2 separate regions of the Homo sapiens genome follow, and region 2 is linked to region 1. A link is a loop called in an ENCODE intact Hi-C map of the cell type or tissue named here. Cell type or tissue: mammary epithelial cell. All regions are shown on one strand. Each heading gives the region's core, and the rest is flanking DNA. Links, peaks and the distances in the headings are about the cores only.

What was found. Hi-C counts contacts between places; a loop is a spot of excess contacts. Peaks named below come from ENCODE experiments on the same cell type or tissue, not always from the same donor. Only the 100,000 strongest peaks of a DNase experiment are listed, where the experiment ranks them.
Region 2: it touches region 1 in a loop (6-fold over the local background); 23 of 110 quality-filtered maps call a loop at or near these places.

Annotation. Positions count from the first base shown.
Region 1 is chr6:150,811,726-150,819,144 of GRCh38, forward strand. It overlaps PLEKHG1 (pleckstrin homology and RhoGEF domain containing G1), which reads left to right. Exons shown (of 17, transcript NM_001029884.3): 12 at 6,458-6,491. Among named protein-coding and RNA genes, the nearest start is that of MTHFD1L, 50 kb to the right of the region's middle. RefSeq lists enhancers at 1,635-1,734, 1,975-2,124. In mammary epithelial cell, for the core only: a CTCF peak has its summit at 3,595 (motif pointing left); DNase peaks (open chromatin) are centred at 1,736, 2,386 and 3,556; H3K27ac peaks cover 1,356 bases.
Region 2 is chr6:150,065,578-150,072,996 of GRCh38, forward strand. ULBP3 (UL16 binding protein 3) reads right to left here and starts at 3,544. Exons shown (of 5, transcript NM_024518.3): 1 at 3,402-3,544; 2 at 322-585; 3 at 1-96. The coding sequence starts at 3,489. It overlaps LOC124901428 (a long non-coding RNA gene), which reads right to left and starts at 4,696. Exons shown (of 2, transcript XR_007059809.1): 1 at 4,181-4,696; 2 at 3,851-4,073. RefSeq lists enhancers at 3,219-3,268, 3,289-3,368, 4,566-5,433. In mammary epithelial cell, for the core only: CTCF peaks have their summits at 3,787 (motif pointing left) and 5,702 (motif pointing right); DNase peaks (open chromatin) are centred at 3,594 and 5,114; H3K4me3 peaks cover 1,314 bases; H3K27ac peaks cover 967 bases.

The DNA of each region.
Region 1 (7,419 bases), core at 1,130-6,129:
CAGGGGCTGGGGCAGGGACGGGAAGGGCAGGAGCCCCTGGAGGGCTGTGAGCATGTGCTCTGAGGAATCTGGACGCGTTCACACTGGGAAATTACTGCAGGCTTTGGAGGAAGGGGAGATGGCGCAGTCAGTCCTGTGTTCTGAGAGTGTAACTTTGGGGACAAGGTGACAAATAAGTGGCAGGAGTGAGGTTGGAGGCTGGAGAAGATAGTAACCCACCACCATGGCCTAGAAAGGAGCTGAGCAGTGCTGCCGTGGAGCCACAGCGACAGAGGGAACAAATGCAGAAAGTGCCACTGAGGCAGGAGGCAGGATTTTGCCCACTAAAAGTCAAGGCTGAGTCAGGGGTTGAAGGAGAGCATGGTACTGTGAGTTCTGAGACAGGCAGGGAGAGGAACCTGTGAGATGGGAGTGAGAGAGAGGAGCCCTCTGCTCTCACTGGCACCCGTGCTGCTGGGCAGGGTCAGCCACAGGTGGAAATTCAGGTCTTGGAAGCTAAGGATCAGGAGACTCTTGCTAGAGGCAGTAATTGAAGCCCTAAGGTTTAATAAGATGGCCCACAAAAATGTGCAAAGGAAAGATGAACCCTTGGGAATCCCAACATCTAAGTGATCAGCAAGCGGGTGGGGGGATTTGGAGAACAGCCAAAGAAAGATTGAAAGAGTAGCAGAGGAGGCAGGGAGGATGTCTGAGGAGAAGGCACTGCGCTAACAAGGAAAAAGCACATCTCAGAGATGGGGGAGACACAGTCTCAAAGGCTGCCGAGGTCAAGGAGATTTAAACAGAAAAGCAGATTTTATATTTGGCAACTAAGAGAAAAGGGAGAGATCACAGTGGGTTGCAGAAAAAGGGGGATTAAGAAGGAACGGAATGGGTATAGACTTTTTTATATGTAAAGTTCACAAAAGGAAGAAAAAATGATAGTTTGGAGAGAAAGGCAAGAGCAAAGCAAGACTTCTCGTCTGGCTCGAATGCCGAGTCCATGAGCAGATGGCAGGGAAGGAGGAGGAAGGTGGGAGAGGAGACAGTGGCTCACTTCTTGTTGGAACGGGGCCTGGGGAGGTGGGAAGGAAGAGGATGGGACACACAGGAATAGGGGCTCATCTTGGAAAGGGCTGGAAGCATCTCTCTGAACCAAGGGAGAAAAAGATGAAAGACAGAGGAACTTTGAGGTGGACTTGGGGGAAGACAAAGGGTTCGATTTCACTCGTGCAGATAATAAAGTCATCTGCTGAGTGAGTGAAGCAGAGAGCAGGGGTGTCTGAGGGAAAGTGGAAAGGATCAGAAGAACACTTGCTGGCCGGGCGCGGTGGCTCACACCTGTAATCCCAGCACTTTGGGAGGCGGAGGCGGGCAGATCACGAGGTCAGGAGATCAAGACCATCCTGGCTAACACGGTGAAACCCCATCTCTACTAAAAATACAAAAAATTAGCTAGGCGTGGTGGCGGGTGCCTGTAGTCCCAGCTACGCGGGAGGCTGAGGCAGGAGAATGGCGTGAACCCGGGAGGCGGAGCTTGCATTGAGCCGAGATCACGCCACTGCACTACGGCCTGGGCGACAGAGTGAGACTCTGTCTCAAAAAAAAAAAAAAACAAAATGGACCAGTCACTAGAGATGACTAGAATAGCCTGTGAAAGACATCAAAGACCCAACTGAGGCTGGCCCCCATGAATCAGTGTGATGACGTCATTTCAAAATCTGCTCAGCAGCTTGGAAACTACTGGTGAAAACCGTGGTGTGTGTGGGTTCCTCCAGGTTGGGAACCGGCAGAGCTGGTAGGGGAAGGTTCCCAGGGCGGGGGTGGGGAGGGTGCCAGTGAGCACGCAGTTGCAGTAATTGGGCATGACATTAGGCTGAGTGAAGAGGAAAACCAGCTGGCGACAGAGGCGTGGGGTGAGGGACTGCAGTATTGTCATAAAGCCCGGTTCAGCAGGACTTAATGTGAGAGAGAAGGAAATACCCTAATCTGTAATTGAAGAAGGGACTTTTGGAGTCCTGCCTTAGAGGTGGGACGGTTTTGAGTGTGATCAGGTTCTGGAGGTGGCTCTGATTCTGTGCTGCTGCTCTGGAGTGGAGGAAAAGGTCATTAGAAAGTGGTCAAGGAACTAGGGTGGTGGGTGGATTATTCACATGGATGGTGAAACAGTCCAAGTTGGGGCTGGGAGGAGTGAGGTGGAGCAGACAATGGGATGATGATCATGAAAATTGAACTGGGTGGAAAATAAGGGCTGAGATTTCTGAGAAAGGGGACAGTCTGTTTTGTTCTCTGTATATTTTGACAAGCATTTGAAGCTTGTTCTCAGGACTGCCAGCAATGATTTGGTCCTCAGGAAATGAATGTGCATAGGTGTGGACTTGGACCTAAGCATGAGTTTTCATTTCGTCAGGGTGTTATGAGATGAAAGGGAGCTCATGCAGAGAGGGGACTGCATTTTCTTTATGATTAGTCATTTTGTTGCTGGCCTGGTGCCTTAGAATGCCCTTCTGAGCAATGGCAGAGTATCTTTGATGGGCCCCACCCATTGTTTACCTGTCTGCTGGGAAAATCAAAATTGCTAACAAGATTCTGAAAGGCAGTTACAAAATGAGACCCCCTTACATACCTGTCTTTCTCCCACGCTAGGCGTGTGTGCCTCAGGAAGTTCCCTTTAAGTATTCAAATGGTTAATATAGTCAATATAACATCGTACTTTCTCCCCAAGTTGTCGATCCTTTCTATCTAAAAACATCTTTTCAGTTACAACTTATTGAGCATACACACTGTGCTGAGTACTTTATATTCTTATTTCACCCTCACCAAAATATGTTATGAGGTAGTTCTTATTCTTCCCATTCTAGAAAAAATAAAAACAGAGGCTGAGAGACATTAAATAAACTGCCCAAGTTTATATAACTAGTACATGACCAAGCCTGGATTGGTCTATCTGGCTCCAAAGAGCATCCTAACCACATTATTCCCACTGGCAATAAAAACACCTTTTTTTGTTTTGTTTTGTTTTGAAACAGCGTCTCACTCTGTCACCCAGGCTGGAGTGCAGTGGTGCAATCTCCATACAAGAAAAAGCACACTGCCACCTCCACCTTCTGGGTTCAAGTATTCTTGTGCCTCAGCCACCCGAGTAGCTGGGACTACAGGCGCACACCACCACACCTGGCTAATTTTTGTATTTTTAGTAGAGATGAGGTTTCACCATGTTGGCCAGGCTGGTCTCGAACTCCCGGCCTCAAGTGATCCACCTGCCTCAGCCTCTCCCAAAGTGCTAGGATTACAGGCACAAGCCACCACACCCAGCCTCAAACACGCTTGTCTAATATACTTTATTCACTATAATGTAATCATAATTTTCTATTTAAGCAGGATTATCATTAAAGTGAACTTTCCACATCTTTCCTCGAGATTATTTCTTATTTTCCTAAAGTTTTCAAAATGTATTTCTATTATTTCTGTGAAATGAATGCATAGTGGGAAATTTTAAACATCAAGAAATGTATCACCAGTCTAATAATGTCAACACAGCTGTGGGAAACTCATTAGTTACAGCCTCCCAGCTGCCTTCCGTTCTTTTAATTCAATGATGGTCCTTGGCTGACACCTAGTGGAAATCCTGGAAACAGTACTTTAAAAATTAAATGTCCAGACAAAAAAAAATTCTTGAAGTCAGCTTTACAGATACCAGGGAACTTCTTGGAAATAGCCATATTGCCCATTAGTATATGTGGTAAATAAATTTAACTCTTCTCCAAATTAATTGAAAATAAAGGTGAAGGTATTTTGCATTTTATATATTAGTATGTTTCTGTAATTGCACTTCCCAGAGAGAGACTGAGCTAACATTTGTGTTTGCAAGTAATTTCAACTCATAATCTCAAACTCTGAATGTATGAGAGAGATAGCTATCAGGTTACAAAAATTGAAGCATTTGTTTTCTCTAAGGTGACTGTGTTGAGGCTCCCCCAAGCCCCACACTTTTTCACTAAACGTGATCGCCACTTAGCCGAAATATTTGTACTGGGATATCACAGATGGTAGCAAAATAGAGTAAAATTATTTTAAAAGTTATTTTTAGCATAGTGTTTTGTAGGTTAAATTATACTACCCTTAAAAAATGAAAATAACTTTAAAGAGGCAAGAAAGGCTACAATCCCCTAGGACAGTGGTCTTCAACCTTTTGGGCACCAGGGATTGGTTTTGTGGAAGATAATTTTTCCACGGATGGAGGCAGGGGGAGGCTTTTGGGATGATGAAAGCACATTACGTTTATTGTGCACTTTATTTCTATTACTACATGGTAATATATAATGAAATCGTTCTACAGCTCACCATAATGTGGAATCAGTGGGAGCCCTGAGCTTGTTCTAGCCCTGAGCAACTAGACAGTCCCATCTGGGGGTGATGGGAGACAGCGACACCCCAAGTGTGTTGCTTATGTCCAGTCTGCTCTCATCTTATTTTGGTCACTGTCACTGCAGAAAACCCTGCTTCACAAAGATAGGATGTTGGAAATGGAAGCAGGCTTTTGTGCTTTTGTGGCAATCTCAGGATATTCGCCTGGACTTTAATCCAGAATGTAAGGAGGTTTGAAGTTGTCTCAAACATACTTTTTTTTTTTTTTTTTTTTTTTTTTTTTTTGAGATGGAGTCTCATTCTGTTGCCTAGGCTGGAGTGCAGTGGTGCTGCAACCTCTGCCTTCCCAGGTTCAAGCAATTCTCCTGCCTCAGCCTCCTGAGTAGCTGGGATGTCAGGCACACACCACCACGCACAGCTAATTTTTGTATTTTTAGTAGAGACGGTTTCACCGTGTTGGTCAGGCTGGTCTTGAACTCCTGACCTCGTGATCTGCCCGCCTCAGCCTCTCAAAGTGCTGAGATCATAGGCGTGAGATACCACGCCCGGCCTCAAACATACTTTTAAGGCCACCAGATGCAGCTGTACAATTGAAGTACATCAACTCACTTGCCACGATAAAGCCTGCCACCAGATGCAGCTTAATTGCTCCTTGACACTCACTGACAGGGTTTTGATATGAATCTGCAAGCAATTGATTTATTATGGTCTCTGTGCAGTCAAACCTCTCTGCTAACGTTAATCTGCTCCTCAGTGCTAGCATCACTGCCTCAGCTCCACTTCAGATCATCAGGCATTAGATTCTCACAAGGAGTGCTGCAACCTAGATCCCTCGCATGCATAATTCACAGTAGGGTTCACACTCCTATGAGTATCTAATGCTGCCACTGATCTGATAGGAGGCAGAGCTCAGGCTGTAATGCGAGCCATGAGGAGCCACTGTAAATCCAGACGAAGCTTCTCTCGCTTGCCCACCACTCACCTCCTGCTGTGCGGCCCAGTTCCTAACAGGCTACGAACTAGTACTAGTCTGTGGCTCGGGGGTTGGGGACCCCTGCCCTAGGAGAGTGGGTGGAACTCACCAGTTGAGCTGATCATTGAATCCTAATGACCATTCTGAAAGAGAGGCTCCCTGATCCCACTGTCCAGTTGAGCTCGGAGAGCACCCACCTAGTGAAGTGCCTGAGCTGGGATCACAGACATTGTCCTTCAGGGCCGTCTCACTCTGGGAGATTCTGGGGCACACAGAAGAGATGGGAGGTGCAGGGAGTTGGGGAAACAGAGAGACTTAGCTCATGATAATCACAGCATTCTGCAGGAGGAAAGACAACAATGAGAGGAAACTTCCAGCAGCCATTTTGCAATTAACTCAAAATAGTTACAAGGCCATAGTGTCATGGTGAGGGCTGGTGATAAAGATACCAGGCTCCGTGCCTTGAGCTTTTGAGTCAGTAGATCAGGGTTGGGTGGCAAGAATCTGCATTTTTTTTTTTTTTTTTTTTTGAGACGGAGTCTTGCTCTGTCGCCCAGGCTAGAGTGCAGTGGCTCAATCTCGGCTCACTGCAACCTCCGCTTCCTGGGTTCAAGCGATTCTCCTGCCTCAGCCTCCCTGTTAGCTGGGATTACAGGCACCCGCCACCATGCCTGGCTAATCTTTGTATTTTTAGTAGAGACGGGGTTTCACCATATTGGCCAGGCTGGTCTTGAACTCCTGACCTTGTGATTGTGATCTGCCCGCCTCAGCCTCCCAAAGTGCTGGGATTACAGGCGTGAGCTACCGCGCCCAGCCGAGAATCTGCATTTTTAATAAGCTGGCCAATGAGTGCTGATGATCAGCCAGGCTTCGGAACCAGCCTCCCTCCCTCCTCTTTCACAGGATTGGGGGTGCAGTCTTAGCTCCGGTGCCTTGATGGTGTAGCAGCTATTACCCACTTGAGGGCGCTCATCTGCTTGAATTCCCTGCACTGTGTGTAAATGCTTAACATAAATAGCGAGTTTTTAAACGTTTTTAAAAATCTATTTATTCAGGTGGGATAAGATCTGTGTTGAGATTTGGAGTTTAAAGAAAAAAAAAGCAATTGGAATTACAGCTCTACTTTCTCTCTTTCAGGCCAAGCAAGCAATCCTTGAAATGGATGCCATTCGTAAGTTTTATTTCCTTAAAACAATTTGAAATTTCATTGTCTGTTTGTATCTATCACATTTTCTATCTTAAAGTTCATGAAAATGTCGATTGTTAGAAAATAGTATCTCTCTATTCACTGTTTTCACAAATTGGGTAGACAGTATAATCCCTTCTAAGCACATTGACTTGTTTCTACATTGGTTCTCCCAGGTTTATCTGAGTCCCTTGATGGCTGGCCACTGTTGGGGTTTCTGCATCAACTAACAATGTCAGTTATGTCTCCAGGGTCAACTCTACCCCTACCCCTGCCCCAACCTCTACCACCACCAAAAACCAGAGCTTAACAATGCATTTCTCACTTCATCCCTAACAAAATGTTGATTATCTGCAAGAATCGCAATCACTTCGTAGTATTGGTTTTCCTGATGCAGCAGAAACTTCTAAAATCACAACCACCCCACATATGTGCATATATTTCTAGGCTTACAAAAGCAGGAGAGAATAAATGTTACAGGTCCTTCCTATTAAATAAGACCTTATTCAACAGCAGTTATCACATCTTTGTTATTTTTCAGATTAAATAGAATAAAAAGAGAAAACAGTGGCTTTAAATGCAGTCAGGTCTGCTGGAAACTTGTACTGAAAACACTTCTACTTTACTTAACCCTTTCATAAGACCTTACTTCGAGGAATCAAGTGCAAACGTTGATTCCCTTCCCTCCAGCCTGGCACTTGTTAACTCCCCAGGGGGAAAAGCAGCATCAGCAAAGTGGAAACAGGTGCATTCCCACCATCGCTGCAGCTGAGGCTCCCATCTCGCATCCAACAGACCCGAGAAATGATGCCCAGAGCTCCCCAGCGGAGTGCTAGGCTGTATTCTCTAGACATCAACATTTTACCTGCAGAAATTGCCTTCGGATTTTTTTTTTTTTTTTTTGGCCGGGTGT
Region 2 (7,419 bases), core at 1,101-6,100, 750 kb before region 1:
GGAACTTCCGTCCATCGAAGCTGAACTGCCAAGATCCACGGATGTATCCATCGGCTTCACACTCACAAGACATCCTGACCTGCAGCGTGAGGGGTCCTGCCCCAATCAGAAAGAGATCAGCCCTGGTGTTTACAAATTCTCTTCCCTGTCCCACATCCTCCTATGCTGAGACCATTCTCATCTGGTCCTGTTGTCTCCTCCAAGTCCTGCCCTTGCTGCTGGGCTTCATGGAGGTCCCATGTCTAATTTCTTCTCCCCACACACAGAACAGCCCCTGAGCCCACAGTCTGCTCCCTTCTGTCCTTGGTCTCTTTCACTCACCACTGGGTGTGAAATCCTCCAGCTCAGTGTCAGCCAGTTCCAGTCTGAGCCTCTGCCCCACCTCTCTCAGCATTTCCAGTTGTTTTCCCCAGGCATCTGTGGCATACAGCTGCTCTTCTAGGTGACCCATAGATAAGACCTTGTCACTGCCACAGTCATAGGAGAGAAAATTCTTCTGATCCACCTGGCTCTGGACCTCACACCACTGTTGCCCATGTCTGGGCAAATGAATGATGGTGAAGTTATACCAGAGAGAGTGAGCGTCTAAGGAAAAAAAAAAAAAACACCAGAGAGTGTTGGGGTGGGGGAAAGACCCCAAACACTGTGACAGCAAGAGGGTTTCCTGAAGGGCTGGGCTGGCAGAGCATGGATTTCTCTTCCTGGACGGTGGTCTCTGCCTGTGGAGGAACCATGGGTCGCTAACATGTCTATCTCCCCACTCTGCCCAGGCCTATACTCACATCCGTCAGCACAGGACCCTGCCAGGGAGGTGGCAGGCCCACTACAGGAAGAAGGACTTAGATGGCAGGATCTGCAGGAGCAGCCCAGGTGGACTGCAAGAGGCGGGAGAGTGTGGGAGGGCACCCTGAGGATGTTGGAGCGTGGTGCAGTGGGTACGATGTAGTTAACATTGGATAAGGATGAGTTCATTTATTATGGGTAACAAGACATGGTAAGTTCCCTGGAATGTGGTCAGCTGCTAGTAGGTTGCCCTTGGAACCTTGGAAAAAGGAATGACCCACACCGCATGAAACAGAAAACCCAGGTCTTACGTGGCAGGTTGTACAGGAAGGAACAAAATACTAAGAGAAGTGCCCATGCCAGAGTGACTGCAGTATGAAAATCCAGAACAATGTTCACCCTCTGTGCTCAAGGGAAGCCTGGAAGACTCCTGTTTACCTAGCATATAAAGAAGGCCCCAGGAGAAGGCAGCAGACTGTCAAGAAGCTCAGGGATGCCTGTTGCTGAAGCCCAGGGTCAGGGGTAGGAGATGCTCTTCCTGAAATGGGCTCCCAGTAGTAATGGGGATGGAAAATCCTGAAATAAGAGATCTCAAGTGGAGGCCGTCAACTGTCAGCAGGAAGGAGGGTGCAATGATGGAAATAATTAGAGAAGTCACAATGCTAGCTGGGGTCCTCAGTCTTACAAAGCTATGCCCATGGCTCATAGAACAAAAGGGTCCAAGATCCAAAAGAGATGGAGACTCCACCCGGATACTACTAGATTTAAATAATTACCACAAAGACAAAATGCAAGGATGGATGACCAGGAGGCTGAAAGTTGTCACCCCGGGAAATAACTGAGCTCCCTCGCCCAGCTTTGAGAACTGAGCCACATCTCAGACGCAGAGTCCATTACTAGAAGGAGAGCCCAGAGCCCCTGGTGGGCTCCTTCAACCCCACAGCAATTGCAATGACTCCTTCAGCCTCCCCCACAGAGCCAGATGGGTAGTCACTCTGGTAACTGTACACCATGAAACAGCAAATACTCAGACACTCCTAGTGGACACAGTGTGTGATCCGAGCTCTTCCCAGGGATGTGAAGCATTAACTTGCTCCCCTGTTACTCATGAGGTGCATTTGGGGCAAAGTAACAGATGGACTTCTGTGTCAGGTCCAGCTTAGAGGGATGTGCTGGGTTCATAGACCCATTCAATGGTAATTTCACATTTCCTGGATTTCTACCGGGAATGGATAGTGTTTGTAGTTAATGTAGTAACTATTATAGTTTGTGCTGGTCATATGACCTCCCCTGTCACTACTCAACTCTGCTCTTATAGCTGGGATGCAGCCATACACACTCTGTGATGAGGGGTGTGGCTGGACCTGCCACTACAGCTATTTGACCCTGGACTCCCTAAGATCCCAGAAGCATGTGTGGTTGGAAAAGGTGCTATGTGGATTTCATGGCTATTCCCAACCACAGAATCCAACAGGGTCCCCTAGTGCTCAGAAGCAAAGCTGTGCCACTCACAGCAGTGAAATCCCCTCATTTAAAAGTGGCTCCTGCTGTGGTCCTGGGCCCCTGTGGAGATGGGCCTCCAGCTATGGGAGGGCAGTGACCACACAGCCTCAGAGCTGCCCATCACAGGGTGTGCTCCTCACCCTTTAGGTCATTAGGAAGATAGGCCCCACAGTGAGAAGACACAGGTGGGTCTCCTGGGATGGGCAGGAGCAGGGCCACAGGGAACCAAGAAGCTGCACAAGCAGTTGGCTCTGATCCCCAGGACACCACATGGCTACACCCCCCCACCCTCAGGTCACACCTGAGGCTTCAGGGAGGGTCCCTGAATGGCCCCTGGGGACCGTTAATGCTACTCAGCAACAAAGGAGGGGAGCAGTAGGCCCCGAACCATGGGACTCCCCCTCACATTCATCACATCCACACCTCCCAGAAGCCACAGGCAGGGTAGGACACACTTGTGACTCTTCAACTTACACAACTTAGAGATGACACCCTAGGGGATGGGGCAGCAATTGCCAGGACACAGCATGTGCCCTCATCTGGAGTCTGCAACCTAGGACAGGGTCCATTTCAGGTTTCTCTTTTACTTGCAGGTTGCCATTGCCTGCTGTTGCTCTACAAAGGGACGGGACTTGACACAGAGACAGAGAACTCACGGCCAGCAAGGACCAAAGTGCCTTCAGCCTTTCCTTTCTAGAAAGGGTTTGCTGACTCCTGTCTGCTTAGTGACTATTCTATATGACGCTGGCGTCACCCATGTCTTGACCCCAGCTCGGGTTCCGGGGGCTCTGGTTTCTCCTTCCCGAGGACGAGTGGGGCTGCGGGGTTGCACCAGGGATCCCCTCCCCACCTCGCCCTCTGCAGCTTTTTGGCCCCTCCACCCTCCTGCGGTTCTTTTTTCGCCTTCTTTGACCCCCCTCCTGCTCTGCAGGGCAAGCAGCAGCCGCAGGAAGCGGACCTGGCGAAAAAGAGCAGCGAATCGGAACTGAGCGTGGGGGCAGTCCGGGGAGATCGCGCCGGTCCTTCTAGAAGGCTTCCCTCCTCTGAAACCCGCTGCAGTCCACAGCCCCCCAGGTTTGGCCCCCGCCCCGCTTAGGCTCCATCCCCGAACTCACCGGCCCGCCCCGTCCCGGACCAGTCGAATAGCAGGTACGGAAGAATCGCGAGGCGCGGAAGGATCGCGGGGCTGGCGGCCGCTGCCATTGTAGACCAGGAGCGCCCGGGACACAAGGCGCAGTCGATGTGGAGACCAGCGTATGAATCACTTCGGCCCTCGCATGCCAGCTAGTGATTGAGTGTGCTCGGCCCCGTCCGGTCCCGTCCCGCCCCGGGATCCAGGGGAGCCTACGCCTGCCCACGTTTGGAGGGATGCTCCGCCCTATCCCGCCCCGTCCCGCCCTTCCCCGCCCCACCCCAGGCTGGGACCCGGGGAGCCTATGCCTGCTGTGGCTCCGCTTCGTCCCGCCCCGGGCTCGTGGCCTGACAGCGGCCCCCTCTGGCCAACCCTTACCCTCCACCCCAGGCTCCGCGCGGGCCAGGACACGATTCCTTCTTGACCGCCTCATTTAATTTTTTAACACACCATTTATTATTACCCCAATGTAAGCACTGATGCACAGGAAAGCGAAGAAACTTGCACAGGGATATCCAGTGGCGGCTGTGTCCCCCCGTCACTGCCTCCGCCAGCGACACCTGCCCTCCTTCAGCCTGCGCCAAGGAGTCCCCGCCCCTCTCCGTCCAGGGCGCAGCTGCTTCCCAGTCCGGAGCAGACCTTCTTTGCCTCTCCACTAAAAGCATGAGGAATATATAGAATATATATAGAATAAAGTATATTCTATATCCCTTTATGACTTCTGGGAAAAAAAAGAAAGAAAAGAAAGCCCTAGTGGCCTACCGTGATCAGTGATCAAATGATCAATTGTGTTTCCATGGAGAGCAGAAGCCGAGGGAGGGTCTACGCATGCGTGGGGCTCACTTTGCTGTACACCCATCTGTGGCCAGCTACACGCAAATCCATGGCTGCACGCGCATCTCTGCCCTGTCCCTGGATGGTGACTGCAGCCATCCTCAAAGCGGCAACCCGAGTGTATCCTCGTCTCAGTCACCATGGAAACATCTAGATCTGTGGGCAGAAGCCAGAGGGAGGTGATGGGCCCAGTGGCCCTTGGCCGCAAGGGAGGGCTTTAGCCTGGGATGAGGAGTGGACAGAGATCTTGAGTGCCACTCAGGCCCCAGCCACTCAGCCCATTCCCTATTGAATGAGAAAAATCGGCACAGACCTCCCACTCCGTACAGTCTTCATGTTGGGATCACCTGCACCTGGTGATCATCAATCCCGAGGGTCCTGAGGCTGTGGGAAAGAGGAGGAGGCCTGGACAAAGCCCAGGGCCTGTTTCTGCTTCAGGACAGAGTCATGGGAGGGCAGCCACCTCTGTGACTGAGCAGGGACACAGGAGCCTAGAAGATTCTGGCCTGATGCACTAGAGCCCCTGTGCAGGAGGGGCCATGTGGAGGGTAGTTTGGAGGACAACAGACACACAAGGGTGGGCAGTTCTCAGATTTGGGAGGGGCAGAGCTTGGCGGGTCCCAGGATCTGTGTGTGAGAAGAGCCTCCCATGTACAGGGCTGGGGGCAGGAGCCCAGGTTAGTCCTGGGAGGAGGCCTCTGGGAAGGCCCTGGCAGCACCACCCCGAGGCCAGGTGACCTGGGCCAGTGACTGGGGGAACAGGAGGAAGGTAGAAGGAGGCTGGCAGGAGAGCCCCAAGCAGGACAGGAGGAGGGGCTTTTGTGCACACCTGGGCCCTCCTGACTCACCCCTGCTGCAGGCATCTGGCCAACAGACTCAGGCCTGCCCAGGATGGGGATAGAAGTGGCCCAAATGTTATTGTAATGGCCGGGATCTAGAGATCATGCATTCAGATATGGAAGTCAGCTGATATTGTGGCTGAATATTCCTGTGCAAGCTTCTTCAGCTTTCTAGGAATGGATGTCTGCATGTGGAAAATGACAAATGCTATGAACACAGATGAAATGAGCAGATTCTACAAGGAACCCTGTCCTTGCACATGCTAAGGACCCAGGGCAGGTCTCCTATTTCAGTTGTGAGGCCTCCAGCTCTCCCTGAAGTCAGCAACTGCCAGGCCCACCCTGAGGAGAGCTGGATCTCTGAGCCCAGGCCATGGCCTCTTCATGGCCCTGGGGGCGCTGTGATGGGGAGGAAATGAAAACAAGACCCACCATCAAGACTCAGGCATGTTTTTCAGACCCACAGAGGATGATTTTTCTCTCCATCACCTGGTGAGCCTGACGTGATGTAAGGGTGGTTGGAAGCTGAGTGAACCAGTGAATGAATGAGACAGTTGTGGGAGTGAATGGGACTCAGAAGAATAGCACAGGTTCAGAGGGGAGCTGGAGCGGAGGTTGTAACCCCCAGCGGCCTGAAGGTGGCAGCATCGAGGTTGGTAATTTTTTTTTTTTTTTGCCTTTTTTAGTTGTTGGGTTTTATTTGTTGTTTTCCGGTTTGTTTGTTTTTGAGACAGTCTCACTCTGTCGCCCAGACTGGAGTGCAATGGGACGATCTCAGCTCACTACAATCTCTGCCACCCGGGTTCAAGCGATTCTCTTCCCTCAGCCTCCCGAGTAGCTGGGATTAGAGGCACCTGCCACCACCCCCGGCTAATTTTTGCAATTTTAATAGAGACAGGGTCTCACCGTGTTGGCCAGGCTGATCTCGAACTCCCGGCCTCAGGTGATCTGCCTGCCTCGGCCTCCCAAAGTGTTGGGATTACAGGCGTGAGCCACTTCGCCTGGCCCCAACTTGGAAATTTGAATCTCCACCTGGGTGTCCACAAAGATTTTCCAAGGAAGAGTAACTTTGGTTTTCAACCAGTCTGGGGGGTGCTTCATCAGGATAGAATCTTCTAGAAAACATAGTGTGATGACGGACAGCAAACTGCTGTCTTCAGTTGGTTTGACTGAGCCTAGAGTGCACCAGGGCCAGGAAAATCTTGTCTTTTTCTTGCCTTTTTTTTTTTTTGAGACGTTGTCTCATACTATCGCCCGGGCTGGTGTGCAGTGGTGTGATCTAGGCTCGCTGCAACCTCCGCCTCCCGGGTTCAAGCGATTTTCCTGCCTCAGCCTCCTGAGTGGCTAGGATTACAGGCATCCCCACCATGCCCGGCTAGTTTTTTGTATTTTTAGTCGAGATGGGGTTTCACTATGTTGGCTAGGCTGGTCTCGAACTCCTGATCTCATGATCCGCCCGCCTTGGCCTCCCAAAGTGCTGGTATTACAGGCGTGAGCCACCGCGCATGGCTGAAATACTTGCCTTTTAAGCAAAGAAAGAACGAGTCTGAAAGTGGGAATGGAAATGGGAAAAGATAACCGGGCCAGGAGGAAAGAGGAGAAAAGAAGGGTTGGGGTCTGAGAGGTAGCAAGGATTCAAGCATTTCCTGCCCCATGGCCTGGAGTTGCAAGTGGGCGGGGCAGGGCTACTGGAGCTGTGACAGCCTTGAGGGCCAGGGTGACTCACGCAGCGGCTCTCTGCTTCCTCTGGGTGTGTCACACCCTGGGCTCCTGGTCCCCAGTGGCACAGGTGCTGGCGCGAAGTTGGGTGTTTGCCTCCAGCCTCTGCTCCTGCTGCCAGGCTGGTCCAGGGCAGGTTGGGGCGGGGCAGTGAGTTCTAGGGCTGGACCCTAAGCAGGGGTGTGGGCAAATATGGGGGTCTTGGACTGCAGGGGGTCAGGAGAGGGGAGGCTTCTGGAAGTTCCTGAAGGTTGCCCTGGGATTTAATGCGACATTGCTAGCTAGAGCCAGCTTGGCATGGGGAGAGCGATGCGAGACTGATGAAAAGCGTGCAGCCTGATTTAAAGCCAAACCCTGAGTCCTTTCTAAGAACAATAAAGCATATTGTAGTCGCTAAAAGAAACAAATACAAAAAAAATTAAAAAGTAGCCTTTCTTCGCAGATACAGCACGTTTTATTTTTAATCTTTACATTTAACATTGTCTTTTGAAAATAGTGTATATTATTTGATATTTTAAAATCCAACCTGGGAGTTTCAGTGATTTATGTGATAAGTTTAGTAGTTCACTTTTATTGTAATTACTACTGTTTAGGATTTAGCTCTGCCAT